Linked DNA regions of Homo sapiens: region 1 is linked to region 2. A link is an interaction called in ENCODE POLR2A ChIA-PET data of the cell type or tissue named here. Cell type or tissue: CD4-positive, alpha-beta T cell. All regions are shown on one strand. Links, peaks and the distances in the headings refer to the core of each region. The heading gives the core; the rest is flanking DNA.

Evidence for each region. Peaks named below come from ENCODE experiments on the same cell type or tissue, not always from the same donor. Only the 100,000 strongest peaks of a DNase experiment are listed, where the experiment ranks them.
Region 1: POLR2A ChIA-PET joins it to region 2 with 5 read pairs; 4 of 35 experiments call an interaction of 5 or more read pairs at or near these places.

What each region holds. Positions count from the first base shown.
Region 1 is chr5:16,628,604-16,631,103 of GRCh38, forward strand. RETREG1-AS1 (RETREG1 antisense RNA 1) reads left to right here. Exons shown (of 4, transcript NR_109946.1): 4 at 851-1,366. Among named protein-coding and RNA genes, the nearest start is that of RETREG1, 13 kb to the left of the region's middle. In CD4-positive, alpha-beta T cell, for the core only: no CTCF peak of the experiment used is centred there; a DNase peak (open chromatin) is centred at 998; H3K4me3 peaks cover 637 bases; H3K27ac peaks cover 1,349 bases.
Region 2 is chr5:16,721,705-16,732,204 of GRCh38, forward strand. All of the region lies in intron 19 of MYO10 (myosin X), which reads right to left. Among named protein-coding and RNA genes, the nearest start is that of RETREG1, 110 kb to the left of the region's middle. RefSeq lists an enhancer at 1-621. In CD4-positive, alpha-beta T cell, for the core only: no CTCF peak of the experiment used is centred there; no DNase peak of the experiment used is centred there.

The DNA.
Region 1 (2,500 bases), core at 1-2,500, 97 kb before region 2:
ATCTGACCTGAATCAAATCCTGGCCAGATGGTCAGAGCACTCTGGAATGTGGGCTGTTCTTTTTTTTTTTTTTTAGGTGGAATTTTACACTTTTAGCCCAGGCTGCAGTGCAATGGCGCAATCTCAGCTCACTGCAACCTGTGCCTCCCAGGTTCAAGCGATTCTCCTGCCTCAGCCTCCTGTGTATATGGGATTACAGGCATGTGCCACCACACCCAGCTAATTTTTTGTATTTTTAGTAGAGACGGTGTTTCGCCATGTTGCCCAGGCTGGTGTTGAACTCCTGACTTCAGGTGATCTGCCCATCTCAGCCTCCCAAAGTGCTGGGATTATAGGCGCAAGCCACTGCGCCTGGCTTTTTTTTTTTTTTTGAGACAGAGCCTTGCTCTGTCCCCCAGGCTGGAGTGCAGTGATGTGATCTTGGCTCACTGCAACCTCTGCCTCCTGGGTTCAAGCAGTTTTCATGTCTCAGCCTCCTGAGTAGCTGGAACTCCAGGCATGCACTACCACGCCCAGCTAACTTTTGTATTTTTAGTAGAGACGGTATTTCACCATGTTGCCCAGGCTGGTCTTGAACTTCTGACCTCAAGTGATCCTCCCACCTCAGCCTCCCAGCGTGAGCCACTGCGCCCAGCCAGGATGTTCTACAGGCCTTCAAAGATTTGGAGATCAAGAACAGCAGAGGCAGAGTATGGGGAAAATAGAGACAGAACAGCCAAATCTAGGTGTCAACCTTGATTGGATTCTGGGTCAAAAGCTACCAAGGACATTTTGGAGGACAATTAGGAAACTTTGAGTCCAGACTGCATGTTAGATCATTCTGTTGAGTTAATGTTGATTCTCTTATCAGGTGTGAAGATGGTGTTATGGTGATGTAAGAGGACGGCTCTATTCTGAGTGATGCAAGATCCAACATTTAGGCATGAAATGCCATGATGACAGCCGCCTACTTTAGCAAAAGGGAAGTTGTGTGTGTGTGTGTGTGTGTGTGTGTGTGTGTGTGTGTGTGTGTGTTTTTACGCGTATGCATATAAATAGAGGAAGTCGCTGCAGCTAGATGGTGAATCTACGTGAGGAGTATCTGGCTGTTCCTTGTACTGTTCTTTCAACTTTCTGTGGGTTTGAAAATTTTCAAAACAAGACAAAAAATGTTTTTCAAGCACTGTTTGAGAGGATAGGAAATAGAAATGGCTCTTATTAAAGAGCCATTCAGAAGACTGTTTTCTTCTATTTCCTTTTCCCCCACGACTATGACCCTCAGTGCCAGCGATTTCTCCTTTCCATAAACTTTTGTTTGACCTTAAATCATTGTGACACCACTGAGCAGGGAATCTCAATAATGGCTGACATATCTGGTAGCAAAAGGAAATGAAGTATTTTTATTTTCTCAGGGAACTAAAGGTTATCTTCTAAATTCAAATTTTTTTTTTTTTTTTTAAAGATGAAGTGTTGCTCTGTCACCCAGGCTGCAGGGAAGTGGTGTGATCTTGGCTCACTGCAACCTCCGCCTCCCAGGTTCAAACAATTCTCCTGTCTCAGCCTCCCGACTAGCTGGGACTACAGGCGCGGGCCAGCACACCTGGCTAATTTTTGTATTTTTAGTAGAGAAGGGGTTTCACCATGTTGGCCAGCCTGGTCTCGAACTTCTGGTCTCAAGTGATCCACCTGCCTTGGTCTCCCAAAGTGCTGGGATTACAGGCATGAGCCACTGCACCCAGCCTCAAATTTCTTATATTGAGCTTCAACTATGCAAGATCCCATGAGAGGAATGATATACCAAGATGAACAACAATATGGTCTCTGCCTTCAAGGGGTATAAAATCTAACCCATACAAATGGGCTCCCAAGCATTTTTTGAGTGGTTATTATGAGCTAAACAAACACTAGGACTAGGGATCCAATTATTGAACAAGATACAGGGGCCATCAAAAAGTTCCTTTTCTTTTGAGAAATACAAATATATTAATTTCAATATATTACATAAGGTTTATGATAAGACCTTTATCATGTTCTAAAAATTATAACCAAGAATCTAGCAACAGTTTCTGAACAAAGAGTACCTCTGAGCCATGGCTTGGATTAAAGTTCAGAGTATTTTTCAGACAAAGCAGTAGGCATTGCAGGGAGATGGAACAGAGCATGCAAAAGCATGAGGGCATGAAATGAGCATGAGGTCTTTGGGGATCAACAACTAGTTAAATATGGCTGGAGGGTGGGTACTTGGGGCAGTAAGAGAGACAGAGCTCGGAACTGCAGCTTAACTTGGGCTAGTAGATAAAGAGCTTCCATCCTATCCTGAAGAGTTTGAACTGTATCCTGAAGGCAATGGGGAGCCAGGAGGAGACTTTGGAGATAAATGATATGATCATCAGGTGCTTATCTTAGATAAGTCTAGTGGTGGAGTGGCAGGAGATTTGGAGGGAGATGAGCCAGCAAGACTTGGTTAATAGTTTGTAATAGTGCTGGTGAGAGATGCTGAGCACCTAAACCAAGATGGGAA
Region 2 (10,500 bases), core at 4,282-6,781:
GCTGTCACCCTGAGCAAGGACACTCACACTCTGTTACAGCTGCAGGCGCTTACCTCGGACCCACACAAACCTCAACTACCTAATGGGAAAGAAAACACTGGAACATAAATAACATGCACACATACATGTCAATCTTTCTAAGGGATAGCTCTGGTTGTATCACAGCCCTGTTCACACAGAGCCAGCACATGCCAGTTTAAGACAAAGGCTTCGATTTCCCATTCGAGGTCCTCACAGTATGGCTCCAATTTACCTTCCCAGTCAATACGCCCTTATACAAATCCTACCTTTTAGTCCAACCATAGATCATTCTACTTGTTTCTTGATTAAAATGCTCACTTCCTGTCTCCACCTCAGCTGAAACTGGCCTCTCCACCTGAAATGTACCATCTGTTGAGCCTGATGGATCTTTTAGGTGTCTCTCAAATGCTCCCTCCTGCGTAAAACTGTCCCGATGCATCCCACAGGTGCCATCCGTGATGCTCTCACCCCTAGGTTCCCAGCACACGCTGTACTTGCATGAGGATGTGACCCCTGGTCACACTCTTTTTCATCTTAAGCATGTCCATGTGAACTCCCCATTAAATTACACATTCTTGCAGCGGAGCAGCTGAATTCTATGAATGTCTGAGTTCACTACATTGCCTGGTGTGTCACCCTACGTATCAGATACACTCTCACTTACGCTGGTATATTTGCATGAACAAAATTGTGCTTCTGTTTACAGCTGTTTCTAATATATTTGTTTAATTAGCATTAAATAGGTTTTGCCTCTCTTACAGATTTTGGAGAAATGAAAACGTTTTTTTGCTTTTTAAAAAGTATGTCAATCTACACAACTATAATCAAATGATTTTTGAGCAATGTGCAAAGGCAATTAGAGAAAGGATAGTCTTTCTAACAAATGGTGCTAGAATAATTGGACAGCAATATGCAAAGATATAATCTAGATGTGGACATTACAACTTTCACAAGAATTAAGTAAATCATAGACCTATGTATGTAATGTAAATCACAAAACTATAAAACTCCTAGATGATAACATAGGAAATAATCTAGGTGGCTTTGGGGATAACTTTGATACAACAACAAAAGAATGTTCCCTTAAGGAAAAAATAGATGTGTAGGATTTCATTAAAATTAAAAACCTTCTTCCGAGAAAGATGCTGTTAAGGCAATGAAAGACAAGTAACAGACTGAAAAATATTTGGAAAATACACACTAAGAAAGACTGTATCAAAAATTTACAAAGAACACTTAAAACTAAACAATATGAAAATCCAATTTTTAAAATAAGCAAAAGATCTGAAGAGACACTTCACCAAAGAAGATAGGCTAATAAGCATATGAAAAGATATCACCTGTCATTGGGGAATTACAAATTAAAACAGGCCAGGCGTGGTGGCTCACGCCTGTAATCCCAGCACTTTGGGAGGCCGAGGCAGGCGGATCACGAGGTCATGAGGTCAGGAGATCGAGACCATCCTGGCTAACACAGTGAAACCCCGTCTCTACTAAAAATACAAAAAAAAAATTAGCTGGGCGTGGTGGTGGGCACCTGTAGTTCCAGCTACTGGGGAGGCTGAGGCAGGAGAATGGCGTGAACCTGGGAGGCGGAGCTTGCAGTGAGCCAAGGTTGCGCCACTGCACTCCGGCCTGGGTGACAGAGCGAGACTCTGTCTCAAAAAAAAAGAAAAAAAATTAAAACGATAATGAAGTACCACTACATACTTATTAGAATGCTTAAAATCCAGAAAATTGACAATATCAAATGCTAGCAAAAATGTGGAGCAACAAGAACTCTCACCCAGAATTGGCAGGAATGCAAAATGGTGCAGTCAATTTGGAAGACAGTTTCTTAAAAGCTGAACACAGTCTTAACACATGATCCAGCGACTGCCCGCTGAGGTATTTTCCCATTTAGGCAAAAACTTACGTCCACACAAAAATCTGCACATCAATGTTTATAGGATCTTTGTTCGTAACTGCCAAAAACTGGAAGCAATCAAGACATCCTTCAACAGGTGAATGGACAAAGAAACTACGGTATATCCATACAATGAAATATTATTCAAAAGCTATCAAGCCACAAAAAGATGCGGAGGAACCTCAAGTGCATACATAGTGCTAGGTGAAAGATGTCAGTCTGAAATGGCTATATACTATTTGACTCCAATTATATGACATCCAGAAAGAGACAAAACTTCAGAGACAGTAGAACAATCAGTGGTTGCCAGGGGTCGGGGGAAGGATGAAGAACTAAAGCACAGAGGAATTTTAGGGAAGTGACACTATTCTGTGTGATACTGTAATGGTGGATACATGACATCATGCATTTGTCAAAACTCGCGGAACTTTAGAGCACTAGAATAAACCTTTGGGGAAACCAAGAAATAATGTAGATTGTCACAAGAGAATCTAAATGAATCGACCTCACTAAACAGGGTGAGGGAAAAGACGCTGACTTAAATAACGCTGGAAACATATAGAGTCTATAAGACTAAAAGCATAAAGAACTGCATTTCAGCTCTGTACTATAGTTGATAAAGTTGTTTTCCCCAGGGGTATGGAGTCACAACTCTGGATACTACTGTACATGTACACTGGAATTAAACAAAAAAATGAATGGCAGATGATGGGAGCCAGGTTTCTTACTGTTGGAGCGAGAATTTTGCAAGAAAACCTAAACAAAACCCATTCTGTCCAACTGGATTTGATTTACTGTCATGAAAACAGCACAGAAAATCTCAGGGTCCTGACACTAGTTCAAATATGACTCTAAAGGAAGCCAGCATAAGGTCCAAGTAGCCCTCACAATGTGTTTCTAGAGAACATGCCCAAAACGCAGCTCGATACCCAGTTATTTTTTTTTAATGACTCACATGACACGACTGGAATGTGTTTCTATGGGGGTTCCACTGCAAGACGTCATGAAGTAACTCTTCAGTATAGTGTTTAATGAGGAGGGATGCAAAAGAAATTGGGAGATTACAGCCATCTCTTTTTCCCCACTAACTAATTTGTTGTTGTTAAATGAAAAAATAATACACGCAAAGGATCTGGGTGTATATATGCATATATAATACATACACATACATACATATACAAAAAAGCATCTGCCATAAAAACCCCACAGCTCTCCTGAGGAAGACCATTCGTACTAGTTTCCTGTGTCTCCTTCAGGCACAGTCAATGCATGTATAAACACAGTATGCATGTGTGTGTATATGCACGCTCACGTGTGTGCAGATAAATACACGCACTGCTTTTTTAAAAATGCAAATAAAAGTGTTCCACATTTTGCTTCTCTTACCTAACAGAATCTTAGAGACAGTTAACCTGTCAGGATATACAGTTCTCTCACCTTCTTCTTCTTTTTTTTTTTTTTTTTTTTTTTTTTGAGACAGAGTCTTCCTCTGTCATCCAGGCTGGAGTGCAGCGGCATGATCTCAGCTCACTGCAACCTCAGCCTCCCGGGTTCAAGCGATTCTCCTGCCTTAGTCTCCTGAGTAGCTAGGATTACAGACATGCATCACCATGCCTAGCTAATTTTGCTAATTTTTGTATTTCTAGTAGAGACGGGGTTTCACCATGTTGGCCAGGCTGGTTTCGAACTCCTGACCTTGTGATCTGCCTGCCTCGCCCTCCCAAAATGCTGGGATTATAGGGGCGAGCCACTGTGCCCAGCCAAAATACTACATCTTAAATTGAAAATCGAGTAATAAAAATAGCAACTACCCAGCCCTTGAACAGGAGCTATGTTTCTACCATTGAACTGAGCACTTTACATGTGCCCACTTAATCTTTACAACTACTCTATGAATTAAATCAGTCCATGATGATAAAATTAAGTGTGTGATATACATTTTTAAAAAAGCAATCGTGTGGGAAATGCTCTCAGCTAATATTTCCACAACACTCTACAATTTCCAAAGTACTTTACCTACAATTTGCTCTATCACCCTGTGAGGTGGGTAGGGCAGCCATTAATTAGCATTTTCATTAAATAGGGTCAAAGAATGTTGTGTGACCTGAGTCATATCATACAGCAATTACCAGGCCAGAGAAGCAACAGGTACCCCCTTTTTTTTTTTTTTTTGTGAGGCGGAGTCTAGCTCTGTCACCCATGCTGGAGTGCAGTGGCGTGATCTTGGCTCACTGCAGCCTCCACTTCCTGGGTTCAAGCGAATCTCCTGCCTCAGCCTCCCAAGTAGCTAGGATTATAGGCGCACGCTGCCACGCCAGGCTAATTTTTGTATTTTCAGTAGAGACAGATGACCATGTTGGCCAGGCTGGTCTCAAACTTCTGACCTCAAGGTGATCCACCCGCCTCAGCCTCCCAAAGTGCTGGGATTACAGGTGTAAGCCACCGTGCCCAGCCCACTCAAGTCTTTTAACATTAAATCCTTGCAGATCATGCCAGATCTCCCCTAGAGTGCAGTAGCACATCTGCTGACTGACAAGTTTACGTCCAAAGTGATACCATATTAGTGGCCACTATGGTCATCTGTGGACGATCATCAAGTCAGCATGGTTCCATTCTGGCACATAGGTTGGTTTGTATGTATGGATCTCTATGGTGGTGGTGGTGATGGTGGTAACAGCAGTACTAACACCACTAGTAGTAACAGTACAAGTAGTACTTCCAGCAGCAACATTAGTGGCAGAGGAATAACAAAAGCTATCATGTACCAAGGGCTTACTGTGTCAGCTTTCATTTAATTTTAGCAACTCTATGAGGTAGATATTATTGTCATCCCCATTCTACAGATGCATAACCTGAAGTGCAGGGTGGTTAATTAACTGTCTAGGGTCACAAGGCTCATGCTTAATTAACACAGCTGAGCTTCAAATCCAGGCATCGTGACAGCCAAGCCAGCACTAAGCACCACTAGCTATGCGGCTCTTCCTGAAAGGTGCAAATTCAGGAAAGGGGGAGTTCCTGTAGTTCCAACGTATTCATTATTTAACAATGGAGTATACTTCCTGGTACATATTTCCTGAATATTTCTGAATGAAATTTATCACAATAGCTATCTTGGTAGCAGCCCAAAATAGAAATCAACTTCTGAGCATTAAAACCCACGAGATGATACATTTAGTTAGAGTGAGGGCTTGTAAACCACAGCCTGCCAGCCATATCCGGCCTGCCACCTGTTCTTGTAAATAAAGTTTTATTGGAACACAGCCACACATTGTCTGTGACCACTTCCACAATACAATAGCAAAGCCTAAAATACTTACTATCTTGCCAGTTACAGAAGTTTACTAATCTCTTGAGTTAGAGAATAAAAGCTAGACAAACAGGGTGCTCAACTGGTGCAAATTGAGTTGTGCTCTAGAGATAATTACACACCAGATTTCAAAAACTTAGTATGAAAAAATAAAGTATCTCATTAATCATTTTGAAATTTATTACATGTTGAAAGGATAACATTTTGGATATAGTAAAAAAAATATGTTGTTAAAACTGCTTTCACAAAAAAAACAATTTTTTTTTACACTTCTAAATGTGGCTACTAGAAAACCTAAATTAGACATGGTGCTCACATTCTATTCCTATTGAACAGTGTTATTCTAAAAAGTTAGGGCTTCTGGTTTATAAGGACTTGGAGAGTAAAACAACAAGGCTTAAAATTCTAATTTGATTACAATTTTGTTTGATACCTGCAGCATGTTTTGTATAAATACACTGTCAGACTATTTTGATATAAGGCTTGCATGTTTAGAGACTAACACATATTCCTTTTCATAACATTACCCATTTTTCAAAGATAAAAAACAATGCTCATGCAAATACTGTGAAATAAAGGCCCCATGAAGGGTTCTCACGAGGCTAATGACTCTGAACAAATAAATCAAACACGAAGAATTTCCATTAACATCAAATAAAGTGTCAAATAATCTTTCAAGATCAAGACAATGATTCTCAAACAACATATAACTAACTACTTTCCCTAACAAATTTATATTTAGTTTTCAGGGATCCCCCAAAAGATTCCTAGGACATTAACTTTGATTTTTGTTTTTTAAAACAAACTGTTGAAGCCAGCATCTTCCTTGCCTATGGGGATGCTGAAACAGAGCCAGCGCTGAGGACAGAGCTGTAATAAAGCTGGATTAAACAAGATAAAACTGGGGCACATACACTCCGATCCTTCCCCCCAGCCCAAAAAAAAAAAAAAAAAAACTAGCAAAGAAATGCCTGGAAAAGCTATGCCTAACAGCTCTCCAGTGTTTAGTACAAGCCCTTTCTCTTTAATTATGTCCATGGGACATTCACTCATTTGAATCTTGGCTGCCTCTGTGCCTGGTCACATACTTGTTTCCAAAACACACAAGTGGCCTGAAAATCACGTGTTGAGCGTGTGATTGAATGCTTCCTTGAGCTCTAGGAACATAGGCCGCCCTCCGCCATGGCTTCTTCCTTCCATTCTGGTTTCTGCCTCCTGGCTTCCTGCCTTTCACAGCCCTGCACCTGCCGCTCCAACTTCCTCTCTCTCAATGGCCCTGCGTGTGCATGGACTACTGCACACGGCCAGGGTCGCTTGTCTCCTCTCCTGCACACTGGACAGATTTCTCAACTCTGCCTCCTTCTGCGGGCTGCCCTCTGGGGAAACCCTGTAGGCAGATCCCAAACTTCAGGCCACACACCAGCTTGCACACCAACTCCTTGGGGATGAGGTACCTGGGGACTTTCTTTTGGCTCCCACCCCTCCAGCTCTTTGGGAAGATAGAAAGCAGAACTGCCTTTTGCTGCAAAAAGGGAACCCCTGGATCGCCAAAACTAGAGCTTTTTAATTTTCAACACTGAAAAAAAAAAAAGCTACATATAGTCTCCTTCCTGAATTAAAAGTTAAACGGCATATAATGACACCTAATATTTAAATATGAATTACCATGTACCAAGGCTTTCCATGAGTCTAATTGAATATCCAAGAGCCAGTGGGCAAGACAAGACTATTATTCCATTATATACCTGGAGACCCTGATCCAAGTGGAGTGGCTTGCTCAAGGTCACACGACTACTGTGCACTAGGACCTGTGTCTAGTTCTGTGCCCTTCGTCCTCGTGGGAAAACCAGAAGAGCGTGACTCCAAGTGTGGCCTGGGACGGCTGCCTGTCCATGGCAAGATGGCCACCAAAGGTGAGAATAAGCATTTAGGAACTCTTACAGCGATCTGATGTGGCTGCATCGTTTTTACTGTATTTTTTTACTGTATTTTTCTTTTCTTTTCTTTTAAGCAGCAGCAAGAAGGGGACCCTTTTCTTTTCTTTTAAGCACAGCGTGGAAGGGGACCCGAGTGGGTTGCCGATTTTTACTGTATTTTTCAAATGCACCAGTCCTCAATGAATTGGCAATGAAAAACAAAACACTGCTCTTTTGACTCTTTGAGATGCATTGTTCTAGAAGGTACTAAGGTCAATTTTGAGTTAAAGCTCCTAAGATATTTATTTGTATTGGTGTATATAAAAATCCACTGTTATTACAATATTATTCTGTAATTTTGCATGACGTACTAAACTTTCTCTTCCTATAGTTTAACATCAAGTCAGACTCAATGGATAAGAAAGTGTCCTTATTTAAATTCTTCTTCAAAACTACCACAAGTCTAAAACGTGGATTCAGAAAATCTGATATTACATCTATTAAAAGTTACCTAAATTGTACAACGATAAAATCCAAATATTTTTGTATTTCTCTCTACCTTCACCCCTTCCACTCTTCATCTAAAGTTGTATTTTCTATTTTTTTTTTTTTTTTGAGACGGAGTCTCACTGTGTCACCCAGGCTGGAGTGCAGTGGCGCGATCTTGGCTCACTGCAAGTTCTGCCTCCCGGGTTCACACCATTCTCCTGCCTCAGCCTCCCGGGTAGCTGGGACTACAGGCACCACACCCGGCTAATTTTTTGTATTTTTAGTAGAGATGGGGTTTCACCGTGTTAGCCAGAATGGTCTCGATCTCCTGACCTTGTGATCCACCCGCCTCGGCCTCCCAAAGTGCTGGGATCACAGGCGTGAGCCACCGCACCCAGCCTAAAGTTTTATTTTCTAGTGTGGCCCAACAGCAACGCTTTGCTAAAAGAACTCCAACTGTACCCCAGCCAACCCTACGAACTCATCCACTCACTTTCTCAGCTTCCTGTGGAGTGAGGCTCAGCAACCAGGCCCAGTCCTGGCCAAAGAACCAAGCAGAGAAACGAGGAAGATGTCACGCAAAACTACTGAGGGGCTCCTGGGGAAGATTTTCCTTCCTAATTAAAGGAAGAGGGGCACCGAGGGGAGTCTCTTTGGTCCCAACCCTGATTCTTTCCAGGATTAATGTTTACTCTAAGAGGGTGAGGTCTTTATTTGCTTTACTCAGAGATGTATCACAATGGCATAACAGATGCTCATTGAAAAAAATGGAATGACAATGTTTTGTGAGGAGGTGATGGCTGTAGCTATGGCAACCATTTTGTAACCTTGAGGAAGGACCAAGAGAACTACAGGCACATGGATCCAAGTCCTGACCCTGTGGAGCCTCTAAACAAACGCTTCTTATTAAATGTGGGGTTTTTACATATTAACCGTGTAGGTCATTATTGGCAGAATTACTCTGTCTTAGTGCTGAAAAGTTGGACTCTGCCTGGAGAGAGAGAAGGGTATGTGACATACCGGTACAGTCTGTTGGTAGATGGAAGAGGTGCTGTGGTGGAAGGGAAGGATTATCCCTGGGAAGGAGGGAGGCTTATGGGGAAGGGGCTTAGTCCTCAGTGGATTAAGGTGCATGGAGATATTGCAAGGCTTGTATATAGTTTAAAACTCTTCAGTGGTTAACACTGTGAGCCTCAAAAATAACCAGAAGACAAATCAGTATGGAGCAGAGGTCAACAGGGGCAGCATCAGCTGGTACGGGATGCCAAAACCAGAGGGACATCACGGGGCAGTGTCAAGTTCAAGCCCAGCCAGAGAAGCCAGAAACAAAGACAGAATACAGAGACCCAGGTTCCCTGGCCCCTGTGAGAATTACTAGGTGGGGGCCACATCTGAAGCAGCTAAATGCCTAGACAACCTGAGATGGGAGAGACTTAGGAACTCAAATATATTCAAAATATAGAGAGGATCTGACAAAGGCAGAAAGACAGGGATGCAGCACGCTGCGGAGGATGGAAGGTGGGGTGGCTGATGTTAGATGCTCTCAGTCCTTTGATGAATTACAAGGTGAGGTCGTGGGCTGTCATGGGAAGGTTGAAATCAGGTTCAGGGATGTGGGAAGGTATGGGGGGAGTTGGTGAAGAGCAGGGAGGCCACCTCCAAGGCTGGCACAAGTATGTACTAGCATTGATCAAAACACACTTTTTTTTTTTTTTTTTTGGAGACTGAGTCTCGCTCTGTCGCCCAGGCTGGAGTGCAGTGGCACGATCTTGGCTCACTGCAACCTCCACCCCCTGGGTTCAAGCAATTCTCTGCCACAGCCTCCTGAGTAGCTGGGATTACAGGTGCCCGCCACCATACCTGGCTAATTTTTGTATTTTTAGTAGAGATGGGAGTTCACCATCTTGGCCAGGCTGGTCTTGAACTCCTGACCTCATGAGCCACCCACCTCAGCCTCCCAAAGTGCTGGGATTACAGGCATGAGCCACCACGCCCAGTTTTGTTTTGTTTTGTTTTTAAGATGGAGTCTCACTCTTGTCACCCAGGCAGGAGTGCAGTCATGAGATCTCGGCTCACTGCAACCTCTGCCTCCCAGGTTCAAGCGATTCTCCTGCCTCAGCCTCCTGAGTGAGTAGTTAGGACTACAGGTGTGTGCCACCATGCCTGGCTAATTTTTTGTATTTTGAGTAAGAACAGGGTTTCACCATGTTGGCCAGGCTGGTCTCTAACTCCTGACCTCAAGCAATTCGCCCACCTTGGCCTCCCAAAGTGCTGGGATTACAGGCGTGAGCCACCACGCCAGGCCAAAACATGCTTCTTGATATTGTCCAGCAACCCTGTGGAATTGGAGACAGAGAGGAAAGCGTGGACATTACCCAAGACAAGGCTGGCAATCTGGACAGCGTGGAGGGCATGAAGCCCCAGGAGGTGACGGAGGCCACCAGCTTGGGATAGGGCGGCTCCCCATCTCCTGCCTGGCCTGGGAGTGTTGTCACGTGCTGTGTTCACTCTGGGATCATTCACGGCTGGACACATGACTTGAGAACTCATTTTTTAGTATGCATGCTATGCTGCCATCAGAAAAAAATGGAAGGCTGAGTGATAAACCAAGCAAGGAAAGAAAATGAGGAAATTCTGAAGGGGGTTCATGGAGATACCAAGAGCAAGGAGGGACTGAGGGGGTCTGTGTGAGGAATAGGAGCAGGTCCGTGCTCTCCTGGAAGGGTGAGAGATAAAGCTGAAGGGGAACATTTCATATTTTGAGTAGATCATATAAACTTAAAATTAGGGGTTTAATAATTCAACATATAAGAAAATGGATACTGCAAATCAATTAAAGTATGCTGAAAGAGACTTTCAGA